Regions from separate parts of the Homo sapiens genome. Here region 1 is linked to region 2. Evidence: chromatin loops called from intact Hi-C (ENCODE). Cell type or tissue: PC-9. All regions are shown on one strand. Each heading gives the region's core, and the rest is flanking DNA. Links, peaks and the distances in the headings are about the cores only. Region 1 holds the start of TBX20 (T-box transcription factor 20). Region 2 has its middle 65 kb from the start of TBX20.

Evidence for each region. A loop is a pair of places that touch in the nucleus more often than their neighbours do. Peaks named below come from ENCODE experiments on the same cell type or tissue, not always from the same donor. Only the 100,000 strongest peaks of a DNase experiment are listed, where the experiment ranks them.
Region 1: a loop joins it to region 2, with 2.3 times the contacts of the local background. A loop is called at or near these places in 5 of 110 quality-filtered maps.

What each region holds. Positions count from the first base shown.
Region 1 is chr7:35,243,287-35,254,239 of GRCh38, reverse strand. It overlaps TBX20 (T-box transcription factor 20), which reads left to right and starts at 140. Exons shown (of 8, transcript NM_001077653.2): 1 at 140-746; 2 at 4,037-4,289; 3 at 5,399-5,563; 4 at 9,183-9,291. The coding sequence starts at 620. RefSeq lists enhancers at 643-1,219, 3,758-4,323, 4,324-4,891. In PC-9, for the core only: no CTCF peak of the experiment used is centred there; a DNase peak (open chromatin) is centred at 4,499; H3K4me3 peaks cover 1,480 bases.
Region 2 is chr7:35,183,793-35,194,822 of GRCh38, reverse strand. It overlaps the pseudogene DPY19L2P1. Among named protein-coding and RNA genes, the nearest start is that of TBX20, 65 kb to the left of the region's middle. In PC-9, for the core only: CTCF peaks have their summits at 4,040, 4,240 and 4,489; no DNase peak of the experiment used is centred there.

The sequences.
Region 1 (10,953 bases), core at 1-8,000, 60 kb before region 2:
CGCGCCCTCCGCGCCCGGCCCGCGGCCCCGCCCCCGGCGGCGGAATCAGGAAGCGGTGACGTGAGACGGCGCTGACTGGCTGCGGGCCTCCGGGATCGCCGCCGCCAGCAAATTAAGGCGCAGGGCAGCGAGCGCCAGGGCTCACTGTCCGTAGTTCCGCGCCGCGCTCCCCACGCCAGCGTCCTAGCAGCCGCGCTCGGCTGGTGGCCACCTCAGCCTGGGACATCCCGGCTGTCCCCAGCCCCAGAGGGAGGAAGGACGCGGAGGGGATGCTCCAGGACCCCAGGACTTTGTGCAGTTGATGCTCGTTTCCGCCTTCGGGCTGTGCAGACTGTCGTCCTGCCGAGCGCCCCGGGGCGTGCGCACCCGCCGTAGTGCTCGGTGGGCCCTCTCCTCTCCGGCTGCCTTCGAAGTCTCTGCGGCTCTGGGGCTTTGCGGTGGGGAATAGAGGCCAGTGTGCAGCTCTGGAGTCGTTGGAGCTGACACTTCTGGAGTCCCTGGCCCCGCTGTGACTGCTCTCGGAAACTTTGAGCTGTGTTTCGGGTCTTTGTCTCCCTTGGGGAATCTGGACGGCAGTTCGGACGACCCCGTCCCTGGCCAGGACCGCGTGCTGGGGACCATGGAGTTCACGGCGTCCCCCAAGCCCCAACTCTCCTCTCGGGCCAACGCCTTCTCCATTGCCGCGCTCATGTCGAGCGGCGGCTCTAAGGAGAAGGAGGCGACGGAGAACACAATCAAACCCCTGGGTAAGTTGGGCTACCCGGCTGTCCGCCGAGGACTGGGGATGCTGCGCATCCGTCTGTGCCCCTGGCTGCAGGCGGCTCGCAGCAACGTCTGATGCTCAAGCCATGAGCCATACATCGCGGGTGGGAGATCTTTTTCTTTTGGGTCCAAGTTTTCTTTGGAGGCTTCAGTCTGTTGAATGCTGTGAATGTGCATCTTATATCTGGGCCCGTCGGTCTCCTAAGTTGTCTAGAATCCATATATCAGATCAGACATATGGTGTGTGTGTATGTTTGTTGGGTTAAAAACATTCATGGAAAAATAATAATAAAACCCCTTTTAAGGCTCAACAGGATTTACTGTGCATGTAACACCTGCTTGTGCGTTTGAAACGGAGACGCTAAAGGACTTCATAAGAAACCAGTTTAATTTTGGTTTTCCTCTGACTTGAATAGACAAAACAGAGCAAGCTCTTTGAAACCACTGTAAAGCAGAATAAGCCAGTTCTCCCTACACGAACCATTTTATTCACTGAAGCTCTAGACTTATCACCAAGACATCATTTTATAACTGTCGTCATTTTCAGTTGAGGTTGGCAAAAACACTAACCAGTAACCATTTCTCAAATTCCTCTACTTTTAGTTATGTTGTTTGTTTAACAACCTTTACCATTTATAGAAGACACTAGGCTAGGAGTAAAGGGAGAACAGGGATTATGTTCTTCTTAACACTAGTGAATTACATGGAAAAGAACCACCCCAAGATAAATATTTAAGAATCTCTTTACAACTGAGGGAAAAAGAAGTGTTCTCATCATTGCCTCGTGGATCCCCAGGAAATAATTGTTACACAGCCTGATCGTCTGGTATCACTACAATGTGAAAATCAGATAGCAAACTTAAGTTAATTTTTCTTTTTTAACCCTCCCCAATTTTTCCTTTCTTCTCTCTGTCCTTCCCACACTTAACATATCACATCCAAAATAATGATAACATGAAAAAAAGGAAGTGTTAGAGATCAAAAATAAGGTGTTTGGGCTTAAAGATGAGAGAAGTAAAATTCCTGTAGCTACTTGAAACCAAGGAAAAAGAAACTAGTAGATCTGTAGAAAACAGAATGTCAAAAAAAAAAAAAAATCTGTCCTCTAAGTTTTCACCCCCTTCCCCTGGTTCTTCCCACCCACCTCCCATCTAAATCTAAACCTGCCAAAGAATGGAGACAATCAATCAAACAAAATCCAATTGTTTAGAAAAATATAACTAACAATTTCAAAGTTATATTGTGCGACTTCTCAACATTATACATTGCTGTTTAGGGGCCCCTGAATTCTTTGTAAACATCTCAGCTTGTTACATAGCAGGAAAAGAGGATTCCCGACAGAAGTGTAGACAGCAAATTGGGAAACATGCCAGCCCCAGCTGCACTGTCATTTCAACATTGCTTCCTTCTCTCTTTATTTTTCTGAGAAAAGCCACCTTATATCGAAAATTCTAAATCTTGAACTTTAAAGCCATGCCCAGCTCACAACTCCAACCCTACCCCCATGCCCACACACACATATAGGCACTAGTATAAAATGCATGTCCCTCTCCTGGCTTTTGAGATGGGCTCTGAAAGAACTAGCAGGCGTTCTTGTCGCTTACACTGGCCAGTTCAACAGAGGTGACTGCAAGCCAAGGACTCTATCAAGAGAAACACCTAAAAGTTCTGTTAAGAGAGAATGTGGGACTTTTGTTGAAGCAAACTATAGAGTGGGGAGGGGGATTCCAGTGTGTCCCAGGATTGCCCTTTTAAACATACAAAGTCTATTTAAAGGAACAGCTTCAGTCTGCTGAAGCATTTCTATTTCATTTTCTTCCTCTCCTACTTCCCATCCTGATGCATTGGTCAGTCTGGGGCTTAGGGAGTTTGCCTCTTTCAGTTGTCAGAAAAAAAAGTCATTAACACTACTTCTTAATTCCCTCCGAAGACATTATGTGAATGTGTTTCTGAAAATATTAGTAGAAAATAAGATTTTGTTATGGTATGGTTTCCTTTCGTTAATCTGAAAAAAATCAGGATGGCATTTAATTTGATTATTCTTAAGTTAAAACATTTTCATGGGTTGGATTATCATTGCATGAGAAGTAAAAGTAAAACCACTCTGTTTCCTGTTTTCTTCATGTACGGATGTGTAGGAAATAAAACACCTTATGATCTGTGCGTGTCCCATATGCCCACACACATCATGTACATGTACATACATACATTTAGAACTGGCTTTGATTTCTTGAGGGCACTTAAGAGATCAACTTCACATTGCAAATTCAAGTAGTTTCTTTTTTAAGGGATGGAAGATAATTGGGACAATTACAGAAGTCTCCCTGTATTCCATCAAAGTGACTGGTGTAGTCCCAGGCCCTTATCAGCTGTGGGGGAGAATGTTTGGTTCATAGGCAGCAGTATTCCAACCTGGTGGTGGATGGCAGAGCATTCTTCTCACTTTAATACACTGCTGGTCTGGATTTGAGGTTGTTGTCCTCACTTCTAGGACCTTTCTGGGAGAAAGAAAAATTTTATACCTCACCCCTCAAGTAATTGTTCTAAGCCTCTTCTGAAAATGGCCCACAGAACCTGCTCCTGTGATTTAGCAAGCTGTATGCTAGCATCTTTCATAAGATCTCAGGCTGGGAAGAATATTATAAAAATGTTCTAACTCTCATCATAAAGCCTAGAAAACTGAAAGTCAGGCACAGAGGTGAAGTAACTGATTTTTTGTAAACCACATTCCCCATTTTTCTTTTACCCTCCTATCCTCCTTTCCTTTTCTCTTATGGAGAGAGGGCTCCAGGAAGGAAGGAAAGTTCCTCTCCAGGTGAGGAAGGTGCTGATCTCTTCACTCCCTTTGTCTCCGTTGAGAAAAAGTTCTCCTGGTTGTCAAAGAGGCAGGACTGGCATCAGTTCCATGAGCTACGAAGTCTAGAATTTGGGAGGGGTGACAATAGGAATATTTGCTTTTCATCCCTCATGATCATCACCCTTCCCTTCTTCCACTCTTACATTTTTATTTCCCAAAGTGGGCTGCAGTACTGGTGGTGAAAAGCAGTCATTCTAGAACTCACTAGCTTGGTCAGGAAACACTGGGCATGCTACTCCGTGGGAATCCCAGGTAATTTTATACAGTGATGATGGGTCATCCCTACAGCCTGCCTGGAGTTTCTGAGCTTAACTTTTCCTGAGTCAAATCCAAGTGACCATTTGGTTATGCTGTTCTTTCCAGATCTTTCCTTGTTGAACAGTGTCAGCTGTCATTCACAATTCTCTTTACCTCCAGAGCAATTTGTGGAGAAGTCGTCCTGTGCCCAGCCCCTGGGTGAGCTGACCAGCCTGGATGCTCATGGGGAGTTTGGTGGAGGCAGTGGCAGCAGCCCGTCCTCCTCCTCTCTGTGCACTGAGCCACTGATCCCCACCACCCCCATCATCCCCAGTGAGGAAATGGCCAAAATTGCCTGCAGCCTGGAGACCAAGGAGCTTTGGGACAAATTCCATGAGCTGGGCACCGAGATGATCATCACCAAGTCGGGCAGGTAGTTGGGACTTGGGGGTTGGGGGTTGGGGGTGGAGAGTCAGGACACTCCCTGGGTAGTTGAGGGTGCTTCCAGGAACTAGATGAGAGCTGGCTGGTCATGGAGCGGAGAGACAGCTTGGCTCCAGGGCAGCTGCTTTCCACCAGCTTGCATTAGGAGCTACAGGATGTCTAGTCATTTGCGTTCTCAGGATTTGGTCATGGGAAGCCCCACCCTGGCTTTGTTGAGAAGGGCACAGGGACCAGGGAGACACACTAACCCCGAAGGGTGTGGTCTGCTTTCCCTGGAGCTGGAGAAGGTTTGGCGGGTGGAGGGTCGGGATCTGGAAGGAGGAGGAATTTGTGCCTGGGTGCCTGGTGAGCTGCTGGGTGCTTCTAGGTAGGTGAGTAGCTTCCCTTTTATCAGCCTCAATTTGCAAAAGCTGCCAGCTCCCATTAAAAACTAAAATTAAAACCTGGGCGGAAGAATGAAATTTGAAACGATAAAATTCCCTGTAGGAAGGAGCACTGCTCGGGGCCTCTTGGCGCCAGAGCCGGGCGGGCTTTGGCCAGGCAGGAAGCTGCAGGGCTGCAGGGAGGTTGGGATGGGGCAGAGGCTGGCAAAACTTGGTGGCTCTAGCTCTTGGGACTACAGAAAATACCTGCAGGGCATCTGAGAAATCCTTCCCAGAAACCTCTGCTTTTGGCTTTTATTTTGCAAGAGCAGAGTTTTCTGGCTGGGATGCGGGTGAGTTGTGTGACTGGGTCAGCTCCAGGGACTTCGGGTCCTGGGACACTTAATGTGCTTGATCGTTAAAATGCATGGGATTTTCCCTAATCACAGACCTTCTGGAGTTAACACATACCCCCACCCCCACCCCCACCTTTTCACCTAGCAATTAACACCTGCTTAAAGGTGACACTTAAAATTATCTAGGCTTGGAAGAAAACCCTGTCTCTGTATTCACTTCTCTGAGGCTTTAAACAAAACAAAAGAGGGGTTTGTGGACCGGATAGAGAGGGGAGTCAGACCCTTTCCCTCCTTCCCTCCCTCCCTTCCTCTCTTCCTAATTCAGGTCAGTTTATTAGGCAGCATAAACAGGGCCCATTCTCTCTCTCTCTCTCTGTCAGGAGGATGTTTCCAACCATCCGGGTGTCCTTTTCGGGGGTGGATCCTGAGGCCAAGTACATAGTCCTGATGGACATCGTCCCTGTGGACAACAAGAGGTACCGCTACGCCTACCACCGGTCCTCCTGGCTGGTGGCTGGCAAGGCCGACCCGCCGTTGCCAGCCAGGTTCGTGCCTCCAGATTTTTCACTGAGAAAACTGTTAGTGCATCTGTCAGAATGTTTCTGGCTTGTGTGAATTTTAAGCAAGTGTATTTTTAAAGCAGCGGGCTCTGGCAAGAGAGCATTCCAAGCCTGGACACTCCAGGATTGACTACACAAAACATGGGCTAGGCTCTGAGAAAGGTAGTTTGTGCATAGAGAAAACACTGTCTTTAAGTTTATGTTTCGTTAGGCAGTAATTCATTTCAAAGTTTTTCTTAAATTTCAATTTGAGTATTCATTAGAAATGTGGACCCATTTTGTATAAATATAAATATAGACATCCTCTCTAATTGCTGCTTAAAACCAGAGTGAATAAACCTACTGATGAAATGGTTGTCCTAAAATCCTTTTTAGAAGAGTGTATTTTAGTAAAATCGTTGCTTACAGTAAGTATTTGTTAATCATATGGTTATAACTGCATATAATAAACAACATTTAGGTAAAATTCAGTTGTTTTTGACCAATAAAGGTTCAGAGATTTTTAAGTAAAAAAATAAAGCCAAGTCTTATTTTCTCCCTTTATAATTTTAGTGGATGAATGTAATTCAATAACTGGTTCTTTTACATGAAACATTCCTCAGTTAACATATTAGGGATCATGCATATTTACTCTTGTGAAATTCATTGCTAATAATACAGTTTTTCCAGGAGTACCATCCTTAAAAAAGCACATGCAAACCTTTACTGTTATTATTTTAACTAAATGAGAGTTCTAACAGGAAAACATATACTTGCTTATATGAAGAATAATAGATGAAGTTACAGGAATGTAACTGCCTACTTTAATACAAAACAAAACATATTAGCTGACTTTATGTTTGGGATTTTAAAACCCAGCCTCATAGCTTTTCTTTAATGACTAATTTTTGTTGTTTATGTTTAATGACTAATTTTTGTTGTTTAATGACTAATTTTTTGTGATTGATTGAAAGTTTGTATCAGAGCTAAGAACTTATTTAAATGTACAGATTTGGGAACTGTTAAGTTACGGCTGGTACTTTGTGTCTAGTCTGGAGTCATAGTCAAGGCAGAGAATCAACAGACAATTACACATATGGTTCAGATAGAATATTCAGCTTAATTAGTAGTTTATTATATTATTGAGTTTATCGTATGCTAAGTGCACTAGAAAAGAGATTAAAAGCAATCTCTCAGAGTTTTCCATTCTCGGAAGAGACCAGAAAGGGCGTCTTCCCAGCCCTTTCAAATCAGTATATTAAATAACAGTCAAGACTAAGAAAATCTAAAAAACAATTGCTATTAGTTTTTTTTTAGTTGAGCAAGATTCACCAGTTTATAATAGATATTAAAATTAATAAAATTAGTGTTCTCTTCTATTTACTGTTAAATAGTTTACTATTATTCTTTAGCTACCTTCCAAACTTTTCAATACCGTTTTAAACCTGAGAGAGTATTTTGGCAGATTCCTAACCATTTTCTACAAGCAAACCCTCTTTTTTTTTTTTTTTTTTTTTGCCCTCCAGTCTTTCCTCTAAGAAGTTAATCACTCTTATTAAACATACATTTTCTTCCTATCTGAAGGTATGGGGAGCTGATGCAGGCCAGCAGGACTTTGGAAATATGACATGCCTTGTTTATGTTACTAATCTGTTCTGGTTGGAGAAAAAAAGTGTGTACCAATACACTATCTTAACTGAAGCATGTTTAAGCTATTGCTGGAATTTTAAGTCTCTGGGGGACTTGAGAGGAGGGGCTTCCTGTATATTTTTTCATTAATCCTAGTTCAGCTTTTTTAGATTGATATTAAATAAAAATGTTTAGCTTATTATGGGATAAAAAATAGATAATTTAGCAACTATTCTTTATTATTATTAAAATAAATAGTTTGCTACTTATCTATCTCCATAAGAGAAAAACGAAGAACTTGGGAGATGATAATTTTTATACTGATGGCAAAAATTTCCCATGGTTTTAGGACTTTGAAGCATTTTAGTTCAGGCTGAAGTTCATTGGTCAGTCATTCCTAATCGGAAGAAATAATGCTTGACAGTATCACTTGATTGTAATAATAAGCAAGATATTACTTATGATCTAAAATAATGTTACCTTTTCATATAGGACATCTCCTTTTCTTTAAAGTACATAATATTTAATTACATTAATATTTTATTAATAGCCATTACATGTGGTGAATGTGATCCTTAGAGAGGGAACATTTCATCAACTTTAGGACTTTAAATAATTTTGGACTTTTTTAGAGGGAGGAATGTGGTTCTGATCAGTAAAACAATTGCACCTATAAAGCTACAGTCTTGGAAGGATGGTACTTGAAAAGTGGTTGTGTTATCAAAGAATAATTGAAAGGCAACTGTGAGCAATCCTCCTAAAAACAGTGGAATTAACAGGCAGACAAATGCCTGAAGCCTTTACAGTTCCTCTGTAGGTCTGGTAAGAGTCTTTGGTGCTGTCAACCTTTTTTGTGCATTGCTCCTGGTGGGCTTTGTAAGTTTCAGCATTTGTACAGAATTCTTCTATTCGTAGTCCTCTGTGTGACAAACCATGGAACAGATTTCTTGTTCTTTACATGAATAATGCAAGAAAAATTTTATGACTTCTTATCCCTTGCTTTTGCCCTAGTAAAAATATTTATGTTTAATTGTAGTTATAAGGATCCTATATAAAATTTAGGTGTAAATAACCTTTTACGTGGATAAAGGAATTTGTCCTATTAAATCAAGGATTTTGCTTCCCCTTCATTAGTTCTGTAGTCTCTCTCTGACTTCAGAAAGACTTAAGTCAAGAAGATACCAGGATGGGGACTTACAAAGAGCTGCATTTAAGGCGTTGTCACAGGTAGAAAAAGTGACCTGCATTTAACTGTGAGTGCGTAAAAGATGTGAGAGCTTTTTTTTGGCTTACACTGTTTACAGATAAATAAATTGAATAATGTGAAGTGTGTCTAGCTTGTTTTAACTCTCATTTAGTGAGCACATAAACAGATAATGATGAAAGCAGTAGTGTTTAATGTAACAGGAAGAACAGAATCCTAGCTGATCGGTGGACTACTGGGAGTTCTCCATGTCCCTATATTAAAATTGCTCCATCTTATATTTACAAAGAACACAAACTTTAAAACTTTAAGTTTAAATAAATGGATTCTCTAAAATTATTTTCTCTTTTAAATTATTTATGTTTTCACTGTTATTTAAGAGATGTTTATAATAGGAACTCATGCGATTAGTGTAAGCTAGTTTTTCTTTTGAAAGCACCTTCAACAAGAAGATTTTGCGTTTGATCGAAGCAGACCAGTAGTTGACTAGATAGATGAAAACACACACACACACACACACACACACACACCCCTTTAAACAATGCCTTGCTCAGCTTTTAATAGAAAATTTGTTAAGTATTATCTCATTTAGATAATTGGTACATGAAGAAATAATTAGACATTTTTCAGTTGTTTTGACATTGCAATAGTAATAAATTTGAGGTATATAGGGCAATAAAATTTCCCACTTATATATGGTTTATGTGTTCCCTTAGAATTAGAACATTTTATAACCTACAGAGACAGACTTTTTAAAGAAGTCTCAATAAAGTTTTCTCCTAATTTTCTTAGGCTCTATGTGCATCCAGATTCTCCTTTTACCGGTGAGCAACTACTCAAACAGATGGTGTCTTTTGAAAAGGTGAAACTCACCAACAATGAACTGGATCAACATGGCCATGTAAGTACCATGCCTTGGACTGTGCAGGTTCCCTGAGGTAGAATGGACAGGTCGCACAAAACTGTCTCTCTCTGAGTCCCTTCCTGCCTTCCCTATCCCCTTCCCACCTTCTATCTCTGAGTCATTTTATGGGAACATTTATGTGTTCTTCAGGGGACCTTGACTGATTTTGTAATAGGTCATTTACGGGAATGCTGTGTGCCATTTCTATGCAAGAAGGTCAGGGATCTTCTGTTCCATGGAATTCCTAAGGCTTCTGAAATTGCTGTACCACCCGAGCCAACTAAACTAAGGGAATATACATTTTTGGAGGCTGCTACAGCCTGTTGTTGGGTTAAGCATCTAATTTCTGTCAGCAGCATAGCAGATAATAAAACTTAGAGAGAATAGGGCTAGGACCTCTGATGGGGGTTTCCCAAAGTGTAGTCTATAGAACATATGTATGTGAGATGAAATAACAAAAGGATTTTATGTCCAAATCAGTTTGGGAAAGTGCTGTTTACTCATTATGTAACCATTTTTTTTTGGAGAGTTTCATGAATATTAAAGCATAAAGAAGCCCTGTAATTAAAAACAAAACAATTTGATTTTGTGTCAGTATAAAGTTTATGAAAATGTGGAAAAAAGAAAAATTAACTCTGTGTTCTTATCAGTAGTTTAATAGAACAAATAGTCAATGATGCAGGTCCTTACATATTTGATAAAATGCCTTTTTAAGGCATTGCTGGGATGTTACTTCATGCTGTTAAATAAAGATACACATAAAAATTCTGTCTTAGATTTTATGCTAAGAAAACTTTAGATGGACTTCCATAATTTTTTTCTTCTTTTAATAATTTTTAATTGATACATAATAATTGTACATATTTATGGGGTACATGTGATATTTGGATACATATATACAATGTGTAAGGATCAAATCTATGCAATTTAGAGGAAGTGTTTGAAGACCTTTCTCAACAAAGATGGTCATAAGGAGATAATAAGAAAGTTCTAGGTTTGGTTTCATATGGTTGGATTAAACCTGGAACTAAATAAATCACTTTAGGCGCTAGCACTATCCCTCTGCCCACAGGAGACTGTGTTTATTACAACCAAGTCAGGGTACCCACTTAACTCACGACTCTACTGGTGGTGCTGTTGGGATATTGGAAGTAACTTAATATGCTTCTGTTTTTTTGTGTATTGAAAAAGAAAGATAGTTGATCTTTATCTTTAAGGTTATTGGCATAATTTTCTTTTGTTTTTTTTAACATGCTTCCACTGATAAATTTTTTTTCAGTTTAGAATTTATGAAGTATGGAGTGATTTTTTTGTAGGTCAGTGATCATTCTTAATGTCATTTATATTAAAATTTCTTGAACTTTAATGGAAATTTTTGCAGGGAAAGATGGAATTCTTTTATGATTCTAGAATTTTCTATAAGTGAAGCTTTTAGAGGAATTATTTGAGTCTTTCCAAAAAGACTTCAGAGTCATTTTGAGATCCATTGTCCATAATTGAAATGCTTTCCTTTTAGCATCAGCTTCGTTGGGTAGTAATAGCTCTAAACCAGATTTCAGAAGCTCTAGGGTCTAGCCTGATTATACCAAGATTATACCTTAAAAAACTGGTTAGTCTTAGATGGTTTCTTATATGCATTTTAGCTTTAAAACTTTTATA
Region 2 (11,030 bases), core at 995-8,994:
TAATGCTGGTGAGGATGTGGGGCAATAGGAACTCTCATTCATTGCTGGTGGAATGCAAAATGGTACAGCCATTTAAAAAGAAAGTTTGTCAATTCCTTTCAAAACTAACAAAGTCTTATCATATGATCTAGCAAGTATGTTCCCGGGTATGTACCCAAGTGAGTTAAAATTTTATGTCCACTTAAAAATCTGCACATGACTCTTGACAGCAGCTTTATTCATAATTGCCAAAACTTAGAACTAAGATGTCCTTCAATAGGTAATGGATGAACAGTCTGTGGTACATCCATTATCCATACAATGGAATATTTTTCAGCAATAAAAAGAAATGCACTATCAAGCTGTGAAAAGACTTGGAGGAATCTCAAATACATATTGCTAGTGAAAAATGAGCTATACACTGGGCGGTTCTAATTATATGACATTCTGGAAAAGGCAAAATTACAGAGATGGTAAAAAGATTGGTGGTTTCCACGGTTTGGGGGGAAAGAGGGAGAAATGAAGGGATGGCGCACAGGTGATACTTAGGCCAGTGAAATAACTCTGTGATGCTACTGTAGTAGTAGATACATGAAATCATGCATTTGTCAAAACTCATACTACTGTGCAACTCAGAGTAAGCTGTAATGTAAACAATGGACTTTTTGGTCAATAATGCACCAATATTGGTTCATCAATTGTAACTAATGCACTACAATAATGCAGTAGTTTAATAATAGGGGAGACTGCCAGTGTGGGGGAGAGGGGATATATGGGACTTCTAGATTTTCTACTCGATTGTTCTGTAAACCTAAAACTGCTCTAAAAATAGCCTCTTAGTAAAACAACAACAACAATGAGATACCGCGTAAGAACCACTGTGATGGCTATAATTATAATTACAATAACAAGTTGGCAAGGATGCGGAGAAATTGGAACCCTTATATATTGTCGGTAAGAATATAAAATGATGTAGTCTGGCCATTCGTGAAAAGGATAAAAAAAGGTTACTTACTATATGACCCAGCAATTCCACTCCTAGGTGTACACCCAGGAAAAATGAAGAGGTATGTCCACACAAAAACCCGTACACGAATGTTCATAGCAGCATCATTCATGATAGGCAAAAAGTGGAGACAACCCAAATGCCCATCAACTGACAAATGGATAAATAAAATGTGGCATATCCATATAATGGAAGATTATTCAGCTATAAAAAATGAAGTATGATAAATGTTACAGCATGGATGAACCTTGAAAACAGGATGCTAAGAGAAGCTGGTCAAAAAGGATTACATGTTATATGATCCCATGCATGTGAAATGTCCAGCATAGAAATATCCATAGAGATGGAAAATGGATTAGTGCATGCCAGAGGCTGGAAGGAGGGAGGAATGGAAATGACTGCAAGTAGGTATGGGGTTTCTTTTAGGAATAGTGAAGATTTAAATTCTGTTAACACTTATAACTAAGACACTGCACTAGCCCTTTAAATATTTCCAAATTTTAATTTTTTAAAAAAAAGTCTACCTTGCTTTTTTTGAACCCAGGCATACAGCCTTAATTAAGAAATATGAAAGCTGCAAAACTCGATGGTTTTTCTACTAATGGATTATAAATTCTCACTAATAAGTATCTCAAAAAGGGTTTCAACGGATGGTACCAAAGATGAGAGCATTTTAAAGTTTCATATTTATCTTTAGGGGATGGGTCCATACTTATGCGAAAGCAGAGCTCTGCTGCCCCCAACAAGTCTGGTGGTCTTGATGTAAACACTTATTATTTATTTAGGGCTGTCTCACTCTCCTCCTTATTCTCTAGTTGCCATTTAGGCTACTAGTAGATAGAAGTAATTAGAAAATAGGAACAAGGAGGCCCACCCTACTTAGAGACTGGGCAGTGCAGGTGAGAAGGAATCAGAGGAATAAAGTTCAGGGATAAGGGGGAGGCCAGGTTGGGGCTGGGCCGAAGAGATGAGAGAGAGATGAGCTCAGCCCTCTGGGTGGGCAATGACAAGTGTAGGTACTAGAGGACAAACTGTGGGATAGATTGCAGAGTAAGACCCTCAGGGTGGAGTCTGAACACATAGCTGGAGGCAGAGGAGGAGGGAAGGAAAAAAGTGGTAAAAAGAGATCTTAGTACAGGCCACTGTATGACTTAGCAGGTGCATCTACCTAAATATTTGTACAAATACCAACTAGAATCAAGTAAGTTTAAAAGACCTTATTTAGGCCATGTCATCCAAAGTATTTTATAGTTGAGGAAATCAGAACTAGAGAAACAAAGTAAATTGGCCAAAGCATACTGGGCCTAGTCTAGTGATATATCTTCAACTCTATATTATAATCAAAGTTCAATCTTAAATCAACCTAAAATATTATATTATGTAAAATACAGCACACAGATTCATTATGTATCATTGGCACTTTTACTATGTTTTGCATTTAATCTGCCCATAAATATTCTGAAACTCATTCTTTAAATCATTTCCTGTTTGCCCCAAAAATACTCATCTCTAATCCTACTGTAACATCATCATCTACATTTCTGTTACATTAGGATTAGAGACAAATTCTGTTTATAAATAACTCTAAGAACAGTTTTTATATTTTATTTTCATGTTGAAAATCAGTCAGATTTGCTTCAGCCTCAAAGTGTTTATGTAAAATTAAATGAGCACTGGCAGCAAGCTGCACTTTTTTTTTTTACTAAATGGGGAAAATGGACTAACATAGTAGAGGCTTTTGCTTATTAATATTGAATGTAGTAATTCTTACATTAGTTACTTTGGTGGTAAATAAAAATAATCTCAATATGATGGAGTTTGTACATGGTATATTACCATCAAATCCAGGGAAAAATGGATTTTGTAGATTTGGGGATGTGGTACATGTATATAAGTATTGTTGTGTATATGTTGGTTAAGTCATTTAACAGTGATAACTGAGTACCAATCTGGTTCAAATGAATGTGCATATACTATTGAATTGTGCAGTCTCTCTACTTGGAGCTGAAAGAATCTCCCAGTTAATTTATGGATCACCTCCCTCCCTTTGAATAAGACACGCCTTTATAGGCATGTCTTATCTGATAAAGGCCTGGAGTTGTTTATAAGGTATGTCGTATCTGACATAGGCCTGGAGCACTACACGACCGGGGCATGGGTGGCTTACAGAGCTCTAGTTTTTTGGTTTTGGGGTTTTTTTTGGGGGGTTAGGAGTGGGGAGTGGATAGCCCCCTCATGGACACAGAAAATAGATTGGAACTCTTGGAAATTCCAACTTGTTATTACAGATGCCTTTCTTCCATAGTCCAAAAGACAGCATTATGCAAAGTATCACTTACAGATGCATTTACATCTAAGCTTGCTGTATGCTTCACGGCAAGTTGGTGTCTTTCCACTTTCTCCTTGATGAAGACCTGCATCCAATATGAATTTAAAGAGGCTCTGTAAAGTAATTCGACAGCAGCAAATATGCTATTTAAAAATGAGTCAATCCAAGATATGTAAATCCAAGAAAGGTTTTAGACTGAAGCAGTTGTTTTATAAAATACACACGTCCAAAGACACTTTTTTTAGTGGAGGCAACTTGCTGAAGAAGAATTTGAAAGGATCTTTTAACATTTATAAGCAGACCAATTTGAAATTACCTAGAGAATAAGTAAGCTCCAAGAAGAACATACCTATGGCTATCCTATTTTTGAAGGCAAAAATGGAGCTACAAAATTAAACAAAGGATGTATTTCATGTTTGAATTTGTAGAAAAAGTCTTAGAAAGGTATAATGAAAATAAATAAAATTACTAAATAAAATAACTATGAGATCCTAAGAATTTTGCCACCATCTTTGGGAATAACTAATGCTGATAAAGTACAAACTAATACTTTGGTGCCAATTCCAACTCCTTGCACGGTACAAAGGGGGAAAAGTATCTTAATGCATAAGAAATTATGAGACAGCACAAATAAAAACCAATCTTTTATGCAGAAAGTTTCAATTAAAGTGAAATTCATATTTTAAATTACGAAATTATAACCGGAAAAGTTTGTAATGTTTTCAAAATGGTCTTCGCTAAACCACCTCTATCTAGCCTGGAGGCTAGAGATGGAACTTAACTATCCACTTAAATTATATCTATGTATTTGTGCAAAGTTAAAACTTTAAATCTAATAAATTATTCGAATCAATTAAAACAAAGTCATTATTATTTGGAAAACTAAATCTTGGCCATGATGAATATGTTAATTATTTTGACATATGAAATATGCAATGTAATTTTTATGTGGGGTTACATTTGGAATTTTCCTACATTTCATATTTAGTAAATGGATTTATTATAAGAACAGTGATTTTTTTTAAAGAATGAATTTAATAAGTAACTAAGTTTTGAAATTTTGATTTACAGATCATTATTGCCATCTGCTGGTTACATAGTTTAATTGCATTTTTTAAAATTCCCAATTGTTTTACTAAAAGACAAAGGAAAAACTGAGGCAAGTTTTAGATATCCATAACCGGATTAGAGATTTCTATGTAAGACAGATAATTTGCAGCCAGGTGCAGTGGCTCATACCTGTAATCTCAATACTTTGGGAGGCAGAGGCGGCAGGAGTGTTTGAGGCTAGGAGTTTTAGACCAGCCTGGGCAACATAGTGATACCCCATCTCTACAAAAATAAACAAATTAGCTGTGTGTGGTGGCCTGCACCTGTAGTCCTTGCTACTCAGGAGACTGAGGCAGGAGGATCCCTTGAGCCCAGGAGTTCAAGGTTTCAGTGAGCACCATCACACTTTAGCCTGTGTGACAGTGAGACCCTATCTTGAGAAAAAAAAAAAAAAAGCTAAATCATTTGCAGCCAACAGACACATGAAAAAATGCTCATCATCCCTGGCCATTAGAGAAATGCAAATCAAAACCACAATGAGATACCATCTCACACCAGTTAGAATGGCGATCATTAAAAAGTCAGGAAGCAACAGGTGCTGGAGAGGATGTGGAGAAATAGGAACACTTTTACACTGTTGGTGGGACTGTAAACTAGTTCAACCATTGTGGAAGACAGTGTGGCGATTCCTCAGGGATCTAGAAGTAGAAATACCATTTGACCCAGCCATCCCATTACTAGGTATATACCCAGAGGATTATAAATCATGCTGCTATAAAGACACATACACACATATGTTTATTGCGGCACTATTCACAATAGCAAAGACTTGGAACCAACCCAAATGTCCAACAATGATAGACTGGATTAAGAAAATGTGGCACATATACACCATGGAATACTCTGCAGCCATAAAAAATGATGAGTTCATGTCCTTTGTAGGGACATGGATGAAGCTGGAAACCAGCATTCTCAGCAAACTATCACAAGGACAAAAAATCAAACACCGCATGTTCTCACTCACAGGTGGGAATTGAACAATGAGAACACCTGGACACAGGAAGGGGAACATCACACACTGGGGCCTGTCGTGGGGTGGGGGGAGGGGGAGGGATAGCATTAGGAGACATACCTAATGTAAATGATGAGTTAATGGGTGCAGCACACCAACATGGCACATGTATACATATGTAACAAACCTGCATGTTGTGCACGTGTACCCTAGAACTTAAAGTATAATAAAAACATATATAAAAAAACATATATATATATAAATCATGAGGCATCTCTGTTTCAAAGATGATAAGATAATGCAAGAATATATTGCATCTTATCTAATTATAATGTGCTATTTTAATTGTCAATTAATCATAGATTAAATTATCAACCTAACTGCTTTAAGTTATTGTCATTGGTTAGTATACAGCTAAAATGTGACTCAAATAACCATTCAAAATAATGAGGTCAAAATAAGTGACCACTGTTACAGAAGCTGTAAAAACATGAAAACATCCATGATTCTATTCAACTGCACATAAAACTAAGTGTCATGATTTCCCTCTTATATACAAATCTACTCCTCTCCTTAGTAGGAGTAGATACATAATGATTTAGGCAACTATCTCTCAGTTAACTAATGAACCTAAAACATGTATTACTGTTTAATAATTACTAACATATCACTTGATGACAAAGAAACCAAGTGAGCAAAATATTAATTGGAAGTATTGGCAAAAATAGCAATTACTTTTGCACCAACCTAAAAATACTCACGAGTGCACTATAGGATGGCCGGTCTAGAACATAATAAAGGAACATTTGTTTAAGCATGTGGTGTGTTTTTGATGCTTTACAAGCATTAATTCATTCAATCATACCATCAGTAAGACAAATATAACTGTCTTCATTTTTCAGATGAGGAAATTAATCCTAGAGTGGCTAAATTACCAGCTCAAGGTCATACATTGGTAATCTTCCTATATGAGTCCCCTGTGTAAAAGATTTAGAGCAGCACATGGCACACAGTTAATTTTGTGTGTTTACTAAACATATGAATCATAAAATATATCCTGCTTCTTTTTTCCTTTAACATTATATCATGACTATTTTCCTATATCATTAAATATCCATGCAAAATGACTTTGGTGGCTGTAATGCTTCACTATATGAATGTTTCATAACTTAGTGTTTGATACTGAGGCCACTTCTATTTTTTAACGATATAAATAATAGCACAATGAACATTCTTATAAAAAGATTAATTTTTTAAATGATAAAAATGACCAGATTTGTACTTTCATGGGCTAGACCATGGGTAAGAGCATTTTGTATCCCACCAGGACACCAAGTGATGCAAAAGGCAATTGGAAACTCCAGAAAAAACAAACTGACCAAAAAGAAAAACAATAGCTCCACTTCACTTATTGTTCCAAAAAACATTAAAACAGTCATATTTTAAAATAAGGTGCTTTATTTTGAGTTTGCCTAGCCATTCAAGAATATATTCTCATCAACCACAGTAAATACTTTGTATTTTAAATGCAGTATTGGACAGATAGAATTTATTAGCTGTTAAAACTTGGGCAAATAACTACATCCTGATGCTTGATTTAAAATTTGCATACAGTTATTGCATGAATTGAGAAAACATTTTGAGCACCAAACACAATGCCAGGAATGTAGAAATGCTCCTTGAAAAAAATCTCCCAAAACAAAAAATGAGCAGTAGTAGCACTTACTGAATTTAACTGAGTGACAAGATAAATAGTACTGTCGGTTAAGTGCTCTAGACCTTCAGAAAAAGCATAATTAATATGGGCTGGAGAAATGGGCTGGGGCTTGGAAGGTGACAGCTTTCAGATGGGCAGGGAGAAAAGGATGTAAAAGCCAAGGGATGGCTTTTCCACATGAATAAAGGAATTCAGCAGTTATGATGTCTCAGGCTGTGGACTTCACCTGAAATGACTGAGATGGAAGATTTTGTGCCCGAGGAAGTGGGAAATTAAAGTTGAAAAGGTATATTGGGCAAATATTGAAGGCATTGGTGAGCAAGCCTAGGACTTGATTTGTGGGCCACGAACATTTTTGTGCTGTGTTGCATCAGGAAAAATTAACCTGGCCACAATGAGCCATGCTTTAGACTGGTGAGTTAGGATATGGGAGTTCAATGTGATCCATCATCAAACAGATGGCAAGTGAAGCGGTGTGGGCTCCAGCATGTGGCCCGTGACAGAGGACATGGAAAATGTCAGTGGCCCCAGTGCATCTGTGCCAGCCGCTTTGGCCTCTTGTAGGGCTGCGCGGTGACTGGGAGGTAAGCGCTCCCCTCTTAGTTGGTCCTGGCTGGTGCTGAAAGCGCTTGAGCACACCGCTCCTAGGGCCGATGACTTCTGAGGAACCTCATTGGAAAAGCATTTTGCTCTAAGATTCAGTAAACGCTGTTCCGTGCCAAGGAAGTGGCGTCAACCTGAGGCTCTGGGATCAGACCCACCGGACTCACGCCGGCTCTGCCACGTGTTGCCCGCAGTCTCCGCCCGTTCCCTCCGCGTTGGCAACGGGCACTGACTGCCCGATACCTCAGCGATCGTAGAGACTTTCCTAATGCCGGGCGCACCACCGGCGGGCCAGCGGTTCCGTTGGCTTCCCTGACACACTTCCTACAGTCATTTCTTTCAGCTGAGATCTTCCCCTTTAATACCTCGTTAATTAACGTGTAACCTTTTGGTTAAAATGTCAGAGCTAAGACTAAACCTGAAGAAAAGAATGAAACCACAGGAAGTTCTTCAGACTTAGTCGCCAGCAAGGTTATGGCCCGAAGCGGTGCAGGGGCGGCGCGCCGGGAAGCTACTGGCAGAGCTGTGCGCACTGGGGGGTGCTGCAAGCGCTGGGGAGAGTGTGGAGAGGCTGCGTGGAGCTGCGCGCTCGGGGTGGGAGCTGCACTCCCAATGAAGCGCGTGAAGGGCAAGCGGTGATGGGTTCTGCGCCAGTGGGGCTGGGAGCGTGTTGGGGGCTGTACGTGGGGCTGCGCGCAAGGTGAGAACTGCGCATGTGGGCTTGGGGACTGCGCGCACCGAAGGCTGCAGGCGCTGGGGAGGGTGTTGGGGGCTGTGCGTGGGGCTGCCCTCACCGGAAGCTGCACGCTCGGGGAAGCGCAGAGGCGGGGTGCTGCGCGCGCTGGGGAGCACGTGGGGGGACACGCAGGGGGACACGCAGGGACTGCCCGCGCGAATGGCTTCGAACGCATGCGCTCCACCCTACATTTCACAGTCGCCATGACGACCGGGAGGTCCGCTCGTCAACGGCTAGTCAACGGCTGCGGGGACAAGTCCGTTGAGGCTGCCAGGCGAGTCAGGCCTTTCTGGACCTCGCCTGACTCGGATGGGCTGTGCCTGAAATTGACCCAGCTCCACTAGGGATTATGAAGAAACAAGGAGTAAACCCAAAGCCGCTGCAATCTTCCCGCCCCAGCCCGTCTAAGCGGCCGTACGGGGCCTCCCCCGCCCGGGAGCTGGAGGTGGAAAAGTCGGCCCTAGGCGGCGGGAAACTGCCAGGGGGCGCCAGGAGGTCCTCCCCGGGGAGGATCCCAAATCTGAAAAAGCGAAAAGGCTTGGAGCTAAAGGTGGTGGCCAAGACCCTTCTCGACCCCTTCCAGTTCGTCCGTAATTCCCTGGCGCAGCTCCGGGAAGAGGTGCACGAACTGCAGGCGCGGTGGTTCCCCAGCAGAACCACTCTCAGCATCGGTAAGGAGAGGGCAGGAGAGCCCTAGGAGGGAGCCGCATGGCGCTTTTCTTGAGTCTTGAAGGAGATCAGTTTAACAAGCAAGGGTTTGTGGGTGCCTAGTAGGAAATAATAGCAAGGTCTGAGTAGAAAGAAGTTGGCCAAAAATCTTGTCATTGAACCAGAGGAGAGAGAGAGATAGGGAGTATATTGGTTTGAAGGGCTGTCAGATCGCAGAGAGTGTTTTAAGGTCTAGGAGTTTTAAAGGCTGGGGGCAAGGATCAAGGGAAGAGGATGAGATTAAGATTCCAAGAGAGGAAATAATTAGTGGAGCAAGTCTTGGAATATTTGGAGGGGTAGAGTTAAGGGCACAAATTTGATAAGCTAACTGTGGAAAAGAGGAGAGAGACTTCCTTTTCTGAGATGGCAGGGAGTAGAAAAGCGAGAATTACTATATGGAGAAATGTTAAAGTGGAGATAAAAGAAGTTGGGAGTGCTGGCGTCTAATGGTCTTTGTTTCAGTGAAGTATGAGGCTGGGTCACCTTCAGAGGTGAGATTGATAGGATGCCGGGGTCCGGGGGACATGCTTCTGTCACAGCTTGGAAAGGGCATGTGATAAGCCCTTCAAGCATTTAGAATACTGGCATCGTTACACCATATCATTTTTTTCAGATGTGGTATGTGGGTTAAGGGAGGGAGTGAGAGACACAGAAAGATTTTGAGCATCTTTGGAAAGCTAGATGAATTTGGTACTATATTTGACCTTTTCCTTATATATCATCTGAAGAGTTTTTTCAGTGTATATAATTGTTAGGAGAATTAGAAATAGGATACAAATATAGTTGAACAGGATAGTCTCTGTATATTTTAAAATTAATGAAGCCTAATAAACAGTTATGAGCATCTTTACAACCATTTAAAGTTTTCAACCTTTTAAAAATTATAGCAACCGTGCTTGCAGACAGTCCAAAAATACACCATGGGCCATACTTTGCTTATCCTGGTATAAAACAAGTAAATCTTCCGGGAAGTGTTTAAGATAAGCCCAGGACAGTTAGTAATATAGGAAAAGATCTGGGTAAGCATGGTTGAGAATTTCAACATTGCAATTTTTTAATTTTTAAAAATTTAATTTCTTCAATAATTATTGAATTAATTTGCATTTATTTTGTTAGCCAAGTGAAGTAATTTTTGAATTTTTAAGAGGCTATTATTGGTGGTTTATAAGATGACTTGCCAAGTATATTTGGGATAACCATAAGAAATACTATTATAAAATCTCAGAAGGGAGGTAGGACTTCTGGAATAGCCAAGAAAATGCACTCCTCCATGACGACAATGAAAATACTTGGAAAATTATCAAAATCATTTTCTTCAAACTTTGGAAATTAACCAAAGGTTTACAACAATCTAAAGGGCATTAATTCAAGAAAAGCTGCTGAACCTCTATAAGAACAGCAGAGTTTGTGGTGTTTTAACTTGTTCTATTCCCCACTCTTCTCTCTCCAGGGGAATTGAAAACAAGCAATTCCCCAACCAAACAGGGGCACAGGCTGCGTTTGCAGCTCCTGTAAAAGCTCCATACCCAGAGCAGTGTCTCCCAGCTCCCAGGTGAAGTCTTATGTATACATGGGGCGTTGGCCCACGTGACTCCAGACTAGTCTCCTAGGCCATCTAGTAGCTTCTAGGTCTGGGCTCTTGCAAAGAGCTTGCAATTCATCAAGGGTTGAGCTGCACATTGGGGCTTTTAGATGTGCTGCTGAGGAAGTGATTTCCTGCGTTTAATCATCTTCTGATGAATGGTAGAGAAACTGATCTAGAGTGGCTCCTCTTGGTTAGAACTAGCTGAAGCATACTGTATATACTTACTTCTTTTAAAAATTTCTTATAAAGGAATAGAAAATAATACTGAAAAAAAAACAAAAAAGGTCACAATCTTCCATAATTCC